Linked DNA regions of Homo sapiens: region 2 is linked to region 1. Evidence: chromatin loops called from intact Hi-C (ENCODE). Cell type or tissue: right lobe of liver. All regions are shown on one strand. Links, peaks and the distances in the headings refer to the core of each region. The heading gives the core; the rest is flanking DNA. Region 1 overlaps LOC105378519 (a long non-coding RNA gene). Region 2 has its middle 10 kb from the start of FGFR2.

Region 1 (5,373 bases), core at 184-5,183:
TTTTCTTCCCTTCCTCTCATTAGTTTAAATTCTGACTGATTTAGACATTTGTTACACTTTCCCTGGAAATGTAAAAGTTTAATTTGGAATGCAGTCACGGAGCAAAAATTCTGCTGAGTATATAATGCAAAAATATGGTTGCTAATGAGTGGCACTGATTTAACAGGAAATAAGGAAGAAAAATACAAATTTTGGAAGAAAATAAGCAATTTTATAATGTTTCCACTTGTTCCAAATCCAACTTCATTGCTTCAAGGGGTAGCTTGGAAATTTTTCTCAAGAAAGCACAGTAAATATTCCTGAAGGCGATCTATTTTCTGGCCTGGAAGAAATGGGTAGAAATGACAAATTTCCTACAACAACCTCTGAGAAATTTGTGCTGATGACACCTCTGATGCTAAATTCTTCTTTCCACTAGCTATATACATATATATAGTGAAGAACAAAGAAGAGGGCAGCAAATTCCTGCTTTTTTTTTATTTAAAAAGAAAATCCTTTAAGTCCTTGTGGCTGCATTGTTTGTGTGTGAATGTTTGTGTGTGTGTTTTAAAGACATTTTGAGATAGTTTAGGGAGATGTCACAAAAACATCTTCCTCCCATTAGAAATTCTGATTTTACACCGTTAATTGGCATTTTCAAAACACCAAGCGCCCAGTTTGAAGTCTACAAATAAAACACAAACCCAGATGTTGCAGTTTACACTTGCATGCATTTAACACTTCATAAGTAGTTCATTAAACTGATAACACTTTAAACACTAACACTGGCTCTTTCAGACTCCCTCGGCTTGTAATTGTCCTGAGGCACCGAGTGAACCCTTCCTAGTCTGGGAACCACAGGAATTTACATTCTTGACGTGTGTCTCTTAATTATCGACACTCCGGGGTCCCTGGCTGACTCAGGGAGGGCCGGCTCGGGTCTGCACGCCCCAGTGACCGCGCAGAGGGACAAGCCGGAGGGCCGGTGGGCCAGGGACACCGAGCAGGGACACAGCCTTGGGACGCACGCAGGGCAGACGTCAGACACGGAACGGAGCGAGCTGGAGCCTCCCCACGTCCTCAAGCACCGCGGCTGGGTTTCCGCTGAGCCTCTTGGGTTTACTAAGCAGCTTCTTTCTGACTAGAACAGTTTTCCAGCAGTGCCTCTCCCCATGTTTAACGGCCTTGGAATGAATGTTCACCTCCCTCTTGCCTTTCCTTCCAAGGATGGCATTCCCGGCTGCCCAAGTTCTCTCTAGAAAATGGGAGACCTTGGCTTGGCGTGGGTCCCATCTCCAGGGAATAAGCCTCTAGGCCCTGGGGTGACTAGTATCGGACAGGCAGCGGAGGCCCTGGGTGTCCTCCTGTCCACTCACAGGACAGGCGCAGAACAAGGGAAGGGAAGGGTTGCTAACGGTGTGCCAGGCACCGTGCGCAGCTCCGCAAGCGTTTCGGTCAGTTCCACCACACGCAGATGCCGCAAGTACAGGGCGGACCTCGTCCCTGCTGCGGAGATGAGTCCAGGTCGCCTTGCCCGAGCTCACGCGGCTGCAGACGATGCGTCCCGCGGTGCCGACTGGGCGCGGGGCACTGTGCTTAGGAGCCCTGTGCTGCCCCATCTCCGTCAATCCTACCAACTGGTCGGGACCTTTATCATCCCCATTTTGCAAAAGAGAGAATGATGGTAGAAAGGAAGGAGGAATTGGGACTCAAGTCCGCCTGGCTGCCTTCTGACAGCGGGCTTGGCCTCTGAACTACAGCCTCCTCTGCAGACACAGGGTGTGCAAGGCGAGTTAGAGGGTCTCAAAGCCTGGGCCCAGAGATTTCACCCCAGGGGATGGAGAACCCGCTCTGTTCGCCCCTGTAGCCGGATCCGGACCCGGGGCGCCCTGCGCTCCCACGCCTCCCGCCCTAGGCATGATCCCCAGCCCCACGCAACTGATGCGGAAGGGATGGGTGACTGAGCGGCTGCTGATTGATTAACCTAGCTGGGCTGCAGCGAGGCCCGAGGAGGCCCGCAAGCTTCCTTCCCAGGCAGAGAGCCCCGCGGTCCCTCGGAGCCGGGAACCGTAGCCCGAACCCCTGCTCCGAGCCTGGAGTCCGGAGCTCGAGCCGAGAGCGCGAGCGGGAGCCGGACGTGCAGGGGCTCCGCGGCCGGGTGCACAGCGCCATCGCGTGGCCAGCTCGGGGCCGCGGCTCCCTCCCTGTAGAGGCGGCGATGGGCGGGACCACTGCGTCCCTTTAGGATCATCCCCTTATCTAATTAAACTAAAGAGCTGCACAGCAAAAGAAACTACCATCAGAGTGAACAGTCAACCTACAGAATGGGAGAAAATTTTTGCAACCTACTCATCTGACAAAGGGCTAATATCCAGAATCTACAATGAACAACAAATTTACAAGAAAAAAACAACCCCATCAAAAAGTGGGCGAAGGATATGAACAGACACTTCTCAAAAGAAGACATTTTTGCAGCCAGAAAACACATGAAAAAATGCTCATCATCACTGGTCATCAGAGAAATGCAAATCAAAACCACAGTGAGATACCATCTCACACCGGTTAGAATGGCGATCATTAAAAAGTCAGGAAACAACAGGTGCTGGAGAGGATGTGGAAAAATAGGAACACTTTTACACTGTTGGTGGGACTGTAAACTAGTTCAACCATTGTGGAAGTCAGTGTGGCGATTCCTCAGGGATCTAGAACTAGAAATACCATTTGACCCAGCCATCCCATTACTGGGTATATACCCAAAGGATTATAAATCATGCAGCTATAAAGACACATGCACACGTATATTTATAGCGGCACTATTCACAATAGCAAAGACTTGGAACCAACCTAAATGTCCAACAACGATAGGCTGGATTAAGAAAATGTGGCACATATACACCATGGAATACTATGCAGTCATAAAAAATGATGAGTTCATGTCCTTTGTAGGGACATGGATGAAACTGGAAACCATCATTCTCAGCAAAATATCACAAGGACGAAAAAACCAAACACCGCATGTTCTCACTCATAGGTGGGAATTGAACAATGAGAACACACGGACACAGGAAGGGGAACATTACACACTGGGGACTGTTGTGGGGTGGGGGGAGGGGGGAGGGATAGCATTAGGAGATATACCTAATGCTAAATGATGAGTTAATGGGTGCAGCACACCAACATGGCACATGTATACATATGTAACAAACCTGCACGTTGTGCACATGTACCCTAAAACTTCAAGTATAATATAAAAAAAAAAAAAGGATCATCCCCTTATCTCCAGCTCTGGTCTCCGGAGGCCCGTGTGGCTGGAGCAAAAAAGGCAATGGGCCGGTGGAGTCTTGTTTAGTGGGGACGCCGTGGTCAGCTCTGAGCTGTTCCTACTGTTCTTAGTGGAGGTAGCAAGACCCCCGTCTCTCCTGGTGGGTAGTGTGGATGTCGCACAGACAGAAGCTCAGGTGGCAAAGGGTCGTGGAAACTTCTGCACCTTCCAGAATACGTGGGTCCATGGACGTGGACCCACGGCCACGTTAAGGCTCATGTTCATTTGTTCAGTTCACTTATTTAATTCATTTGTTCAGTGGTTCCTTCATTAATTCAGTCAATAATATTGTCTTGAGCACTTACTGTGTGCCAGAACCCAAGGTCGGGGCTAAGGATAGAAAAGAGAACTCGGGAGGCTGAAGCAGGAGAATCGCTTGAACCCGGGAGGCGGAGGTTGCAGTGAGCCGAGATCACCACTGCACTCCAGCCTGGGTGACAGAGTGAGAGTCTCCGTCTCAAAAATAGAAAAAAAAAAGAAAGAAAGAAAGAAAGAAAAAGTAACAGAAAAGATGGCTTACAGTCTTTCTTGCCAGTCTCATGAGGCCAGAATATTTGAAAAAAGCATAAATTAAGATACACAGGATTATGAAACAAACCGATTATACTGTCATGCAGTTATCAAAATATTTTTAAGTGGTGCTATACTCGTATATGTTCTTCGTTGATAGAGGATGTAACAGGATCTACAGACCAATCTATTAACTACAGTCATTTCAAAATAGTGATTAGCCCAGCTGATATTTTGAGATAACTGCATCAACTACGACGTGATAGAAAAACAGCTGTGATTTCTGTTGGAGACAAAGTCACAGACACTGCTAATACACTGTGGCTTGTTGCCGATTTTCATAATTGAGTAAATTGTTAAATCTCAGACAGTGAAAATAATGATATAAATATTTTCCTGTCCAAGTTCATAGACCCCCCTCCTCCAGATTTTATTCACAGACTCCTCGATTAAAAAGCCAGATCGGTGAGCAGAAATAAACAGGGTGAGTGTGGACAGTGATGAGCACTTGGAGGAAATCAACAGGGAGAGAGACTAACGATAAAATCAGAAGGGAGGCCCTGTGTGGGATGCAATGGTCGGGAAACGCCTGGATGAGACCACAGTTCACTCTAAAAGCCCCATACAGAGGTCGGAAACAGCTACCAGGGACTCTGATTTAGCCTGTAAATCTGCACAGTCTTCTTGAACATTTAGATCTGGTGTTCAGGACTGGACTCGGCTTTTGACCACAAGGCCTCCCAATCCGGGAAGTCCAGGTCAGCCTCGTGGACATCCAGAGATTTCATCCCAGGGCACTGAAAGTGAAATCTCTGCCTGGGCCCTGAAGCCACTTGATTTTGCAACTTTACCACCTAAACTTTCCTGGGTCACTCTTGGGGCAACCCATCCAGGGCAAGGGTAGTTTGCATGGCAAATGGAACTTTCCAAAGTTTAACTTGAAAAAGATGGTCGGCATCGGTGTCCTATTTAGAAACCAGGCTCCTTCCAGCCTGGGGATCCCCTGAACCTTCCAGATCTTTATCCAACTTTCATTCAAGCTGTGATTCCCCGGTGCCCCTTCTAAGCCAGCAGCTGTGTGACATCTCTGTTCTCATCCACCCATTTCCAGGCAGCAGCGTGTTGGGGGTGGTTAGGGAGTGTAGTGCTGGGTCACAGGCAGCCTTTGTAACTGCATATGAACCAGTGTGGCAAGCTTGCAGGATGATGTCAGAGCTGGCACCGGCAAAGAACAACTTTGTTGACAAGAAGATTAATTAGACAAATGTAGTGCCCATCAGTTATTGCCACCGCCTCCTCGGGGGTCAGCTCTAGTCAGGCCTTTGCTAGAGATTTTTTTTTTCATCTTTTTAGAGAAAGCTTAATCTCCTAACAAGGCAGCCAAGAAACAGTTCATGGCGTGCCAGAAGAGCAAGTGCATACAAGCATGTTCTGAAGTGAGGGTGCCTGCACACCGCCAGGCTGCAGGGCTGGGGCTGGCCCAGGCTTGGAGCCAACTGGGCCTCTTCCTTCTACCTGTACAGACCCAGCCCCAGGAAGCGTGTTGAGCCCCGAATCCTTCC
Region 2 (5,373 bases), core at 193-5,192, 660 kb before region 1:
CTAAAAGGGGTTTTTGGGCATAGACAGGCGGGAAGGAGAAGGGTGTTAGTTCTCAATGATTTCCTGGAAGAATGATTGTTTCCCTTGGACTTGCCCGGACTAGTCAACCTGTGGGTGTGGCTTCTAGCCAGCACAGCATTGCCATATGCAATACAGCATACTTGGTTACATCTGGATTTCAAATACACAATGACTATCTTCATAGATGTATGTCCCATGCACTATTTGTTCATGCGATAGTGGGGACCTATTTATACTAAAAACAATTATTTGTTTTTCATCTGAAATTCAAGTTTAACTGGGTGTCCTGTACTTTTATCGGCTCAATTCGGCAGTGCTCTGAAGTCATGTCTTATCTGATTCAGAGGAGATGAGGGTAACCATTATCTTAATGCTTGCTTGAAGCACACAGAGGAGTTTTACAAAGAAAACAAATGGATCCTTTCCTCGTATACAGAGGATTTCTTTAAATAGAAATTTAAAGCAAAAGATAACTCAGTTGGATAAGGTGAAGAATTTGCTGACCGTCATGAGTCAACACTGGAATGAATTTCTACGTGATGCTAAGAAGAACTTTAGAAGAATGTGAGCAAGTCCCCTGCCCTGGACAGCCTAAGCTGCTACTGAAATCAATACCATTATGGGTGAATTTTGAAGATGATTACCGCTAATATTCACAGCCTACAAATAAGGCCACAGAAGCTCATAAAAGCCGAGTAACCTACCCCAGGTCACACAGCAAAGAGAAGTAGCAAGTAATAAGGTCAGGGGTAGGATAGGGTTAGACAGAGCTGCAGAGGGAGGTCTGGATGCCTCTGGTCTGGAAATACTAGTACCAGCTGACAAGTATTGATCATTCACCATGCACTCAGCACTTCACCTGAAGTATTCCATTCAATCTGCGCAGATTGTGTGAAGCGGGTATTAGCATGACTTCATTTTACAGATGAGAACGTGGTGAGGAGGGGCAGATGTAAGGCCCAGAGCAGGCAGCTGGACTCCAGGTCCCATGATCTCAGCCACTATAGGACAGCAGAGGGTGCAGCCTGCTGTCCACAGGCCCACTAGAAAAGGAGTCAACATCTGAAAACTGGGACAATTGTCATCTGGATGGGACAGCCAACTTCTCTGGGAAGATCAGGAGAATCAGCCCCTTTAGCCTCTGTTTCCATTCATCAGCTGAAGTCACTACCCCATCACCGTCACGGGGACGCTGGCAGCATAAGCGATAGCACAGGCTCCAGGGTCAGCCCTCCCTCCCGACTGTGTAACCTTGGATGAGCTCTCAGTGTTTCCATAGCACGATTTATAAAATGGGGGTCACAGTAGTGCTACCTCACAGGGTGCTTGTGATTGAAGTGTGATCACCCATTAAAGGCCATAATCCCAGTTGCATGGAACATGGTATGCACCCAATAAACGTCAGCCTCCAAGCACCCACTCTGTGCTAAGAGGGCCGTTGCCATGGTTCCTGAAAATGTGGAACCTTCAAAGCTTCCACTGGCCTGATGAAAGGGCAGGACAGGGGTCCCCACCTCTGGGCAGGGTGACTGGCAGGGGAGAGACCAGAGGCGGAGGCTGCCCCAAATCTGGCAGGTACCTCTCCAGGGCAGCTGTGGTGAGACTAGGAAGGAAGCAGGTGTGGTGGCTTTCAAGAGAGGACAGCTCCAAGGGGTGCAGTAGCGCAGGCCTGTAATCCCAGCACTTTAGGAAACTGAGGCGGGTGCATCACGAGGTCAGGACTTCGAGGCCAGCCTGGCCAAGATGGTGAAACCCCCGTTTCTACTAAAAATACAAAAATTAGCCAAGCATGGTGGCACATGCCTATAATCCCAGCTACTCTGGAGGCTGAGGCAGGAGAATCGCTTGAACCCGGGAGGTAGAGGTTAAAAAAAAGAGAGAGAGAGAGAGGACAGCCCACAGCTAGGACTGCCGGGCCTTGGTGGGAGAGGAGCGCCAGAGAACACCAGGGCCAGAAGGCCCAACAGGGGGCCGGAGGTAGGAGCTGGTTTCCCGGCGAGGGTGCAAAGGTGGTTCTCCGCCTTGTTGATCCACAGGCTGGAAACGTGGGGCCGCCTCCCGGGGGCGAATCCACGCAGCGAATGGAGAATTAGCCTGAGGTAGCCGCACGCCAGGCCCAGGCAGAGGCCGCTGCAGCACCACGTCCCTGCAAGGTCCCGCGCCCCAGCCGTCGGGGTAACAGACATTTCGTCCAGCTGTGCTTGGGCAAGCACCTGGGCTCCTGATTCGCCTCGACCTGGGTCGCTCATCATCTGCACAGCCGAAACGACTTCAGGGCTGGGCTCGGCGCTGGCGGGGCTGCCCCTCCTCCCTGCCCGGCCGCCCTCTACCTTGATGCCAGCCCCGTCACCCACGCCCCGGGCGGCGCTCGCCCCCGCTTTGCGCGCGCGGTGCTCGCGGCCACACGGGGGCGCTGGCGCCCGATGCGCTCCTCCCTGCGCAGAACCCGGAGAACAAAGGGCGCCCCGGGACCTCGGCCTCCCTCACCTGGAGCCACCTGCTTCCCGGGCGCTGCCCCAGCGCCAGGCCAGCATCCGGCCTCCGCGAAGGAGTTAATTTTTGCTCAGCGCTGCTCTTAGAAATCTGTTAAAGAAATCGCTCCCCACTTGATGGTCTTTCTCCCCAGCTTGGGGACACAATACGAGAGCTCTGGGACTCTAAAAGGGTTACTAGGTTTGTGGTTTTACGATGTGTGGGGCTCTGTATTCTCCACTCCCTCCCCGAGTTTACCAGGATCCTGGCAGCATCATTTTTCTCCCCTTTGGTTTATGAAAGTGAACTTCTTCTTTTTTTTTTTTTTTTTTGAGACAGTCTCACTCTGTCAGCCAGGCTGGAGTGCAGTGGCGCAATCTCAGCACACTGCAACCTCCGTCTCCCGGGCTCAAGCAGTTCTGCCTCAGCCTCCCGAGTAACTGGGATTACAGACGTGTGCCACGACGCCCGGCTAATTCTTGTATTTAAGTAGAGCCGGGGTGTCACCATGTTGGCCAGGCTGGTCTCGAACTCCTGACCTCAGGTAATCCGCCCGCCTTGGCTTCTCAAAGTGCTGGGATTACAGGCGTGAGCCACCGTGCCTGGCGAAAGTGAACTTCTTTTCACATTTGGAAGAAGTAGACACACCCTCGGGAAAGAGTGTAGCAAAGGCAGAAATCAAGAGAAAAGAGAAAGAAACGCATCGTGGAAATGAGGTAATTGCAGGGAAAGGTAACTTCCTCACACAGCTCAATCAGCTTTGTCCTAAACTGGCTTCTATTCCCCACCTTCTAAAGAGACCGTGCTCACTGTGTACACAAACCTATGTACATGTGCCTCTTTGCACTTATGCTTTAATTAGGAAATGCTGGAGGAGGCTGAGTTGCAGTCATCAATCAACAAGCATCTATTAAGAGCCTGTAAGGTATAAACACAGCCCCATAAACTGCTCCCACTAGCCAGGTAGTGCCAGGTCCTGGGAATCTAGAGATGGGAGATGCAGCCCCGGCCTTTCTGAGTATTAGCATTTAGTGGTCCCCAATTAACCCCTTTCCACCAAAATTGTTGTCCAAGGTCAGTTTCTGCTAGGCTTTCTTCCATGGACAGGCTATCTTGGTTCAGTAAAGCCTTTCCTCCCTCTGGGCTTGAGGCTGAAAGCACACAGTTGTGAATCTCTGAGGATTTGAGGGAGCAGGAATCCTCGAAGGGAGGAATTTAGGGCCCATAGAAACTCCCACTGAGACCAGGAGCTGCTTCCAGGGGGCCCCAGGATCAGAAGGTGATGGTGCAGACTAAAATCTTTTTTTTTTTTTTTTGAGACGGAGTCTTGTTCTGTGTCCCAGGCTGGAGTGCAGTGTCGCGATCTTGGCTCACTGCAGCCCCCACCTCCTCAGTTCAAGCGATTCTTCCGCCTCAGCCTCCCGAGTAGCTGGGATTACAGGCACATGCCACCATGCACAGCTAATTTTTGTATTTTTTAGTAGAGACCGGGTTTCACCATGTTGGCCAGGCTGATCTCAGACTCCTGACTTCAAGTGATCCGCCCTCCTCAGCCTCCCAGAGTGCTGGGATTACAGGCGTGTGCCACCATGCCCGGCTAAAATCGTTTTCATTGTCAACAGTAAGACCTGTCCCGTGTATCTCCTGCACCGTTCTCCATCTAAGGAGTAGAATTCTTGTCCCTACCTCCACCCTGGTAAGGCAAGATGCCCATTTAGGGCATGGGGAGCAGTCCAGGGGTGATGAGCGGGGGGACCTGGAGAGGGAGAGCAAGAGCAGTTCCTGGGGACTCCTCTGACTAAGGAGGTCTTCTTGGAGGAGGAAGCGGAAAGCAGGGTGTGCTCTCTAGCACAGCCCAATACATCGTCTGCCACGTTGAAAATACCCTATAATACTGCACTCTCCAATGTAGTGGCCTGGCCCCATGTGACTGTTGAGCACTTGAATTGTGGCTGGTGCTACTGAGGAGCTGAAGTCTTATTTAATTTTAATTGATTTAACTTTAAATAATCATGTTGGCTGGTGGTTAACGTTATCAGACAGCATAGCTTCAGGCAGCGATAAGGGTGTGGGTGGGGTGGGAGCAGACGGGATATTGTTGCTAATCTCATCCTCATCTACCCCACCCTGGCTAAAACCACCTGTATAGTTTCTGTCCAGTGAGCTGGGAAACCTCGTTGTGGTGGAAGTGGTCGTGATGTGTGGAGGGTGGGGGTGATTGAAAGGCACGGAGTCACAGCCAAGAAATGACATGCCATAAATTGCCCTTAAATAGCAATGGGCCAGGGATTAGAGGACTTTTCCGGTAGATACTTGTTACCAGTAGGAACAGCACGGTTCCTAGACTATGGTTTCAGAATACTTTGGAGAGGATGTTCACTTCCTGTAACACCAGGGTGGCCTTCAGTGATGGGTGAACCACAAGTTTTCAGCTCCAGGTGGAGGCGGGGAATGTTCAGAGATAGGCCGGAGATCATAGATAAATTTATTTTTAAGATAGAAGGGGGACACTTCAGTTATGCAAAAGAAGGTGAGGCCAAGGTTAGGGGTGGGATGAGGCTTGTTCAGTAACTTGCCTAGACTTGCATAGTTAGCCCTTGACCACGTTGGGATAAAAACTCAGGTCTTGGGGGCCCTGACTCAGTGCTGTTTCTATGGCACCACATTACTTGTCAAAAATACCTTGAGACCTTGGACATTGTAGATGTTACATGCAGCTGGCTTGGCCAACCAGCTAATTGACCTACCAGTTTTCCTTCATAGATTCAGATTGGCAGAAGCCAAAGGTAGGAATGTGTTTGTGGCCACAGGGGTGGCACAAGGGACAGTACTGGGGTCAGAGTCCATAATGCCCTCCACTAGAGTTCCCCCAGGTTTTAA

Evidence for each region. Peaks named below come from ENCODE experiments on the same cell type or tissue, not always from the same donor. Only the 100,000 strongest peaks of a DNase experiment are listed, where the experiment ranks them.
Region 2: a loop joins it to region 1, with 4 times the contacts of the local background. A loop is called at or near these places in 94 of 110 quality-filtered maps.

Annotation. Positions count from the first base shown.
Region 1 is chr10:120,945,840-120,951,212 of GRCh38, reverse strand. All of the region lies in intron 2 of LOC105378519 (a long non-coding RNA gene), which reads left to right. Among named protein-coding and RNA genes, the nearest start is that of WDR11, 97 kb to the right of the region's middle. In right lobe of liver, for the core only: a CTCF peak has its summit at 2,154 (motif pointing left); DNase peaks (open chromatin) are centred at 1,005 and 2,152; H3K4me3 peaks cover 1,424 bases; H3K27ac peaks cover 1,836 bases; H3K27me3 peaks cover 1,226 bases.
Region 2 is chr10:121,605,861-121,611,233 of GRCh38, reverse strand. No RefSeq gene overlaps it. Among named protein-coding and RNA genes, the nearest start is that of FGFR2, 10 kb to the right of the region's middle. RefSeq lists an enhancer at 1-686 and a silencer at 2,287-2,526. In right lobe of liver, for the core only: CTCF peaks have their summits at 2,193 and 2,400 (motif pointing right); a DNase peak (open chromatin) is centred at 2,463; H3K4me3 peaks cover 834 bases; H3K27ac peaks cover 162 bases.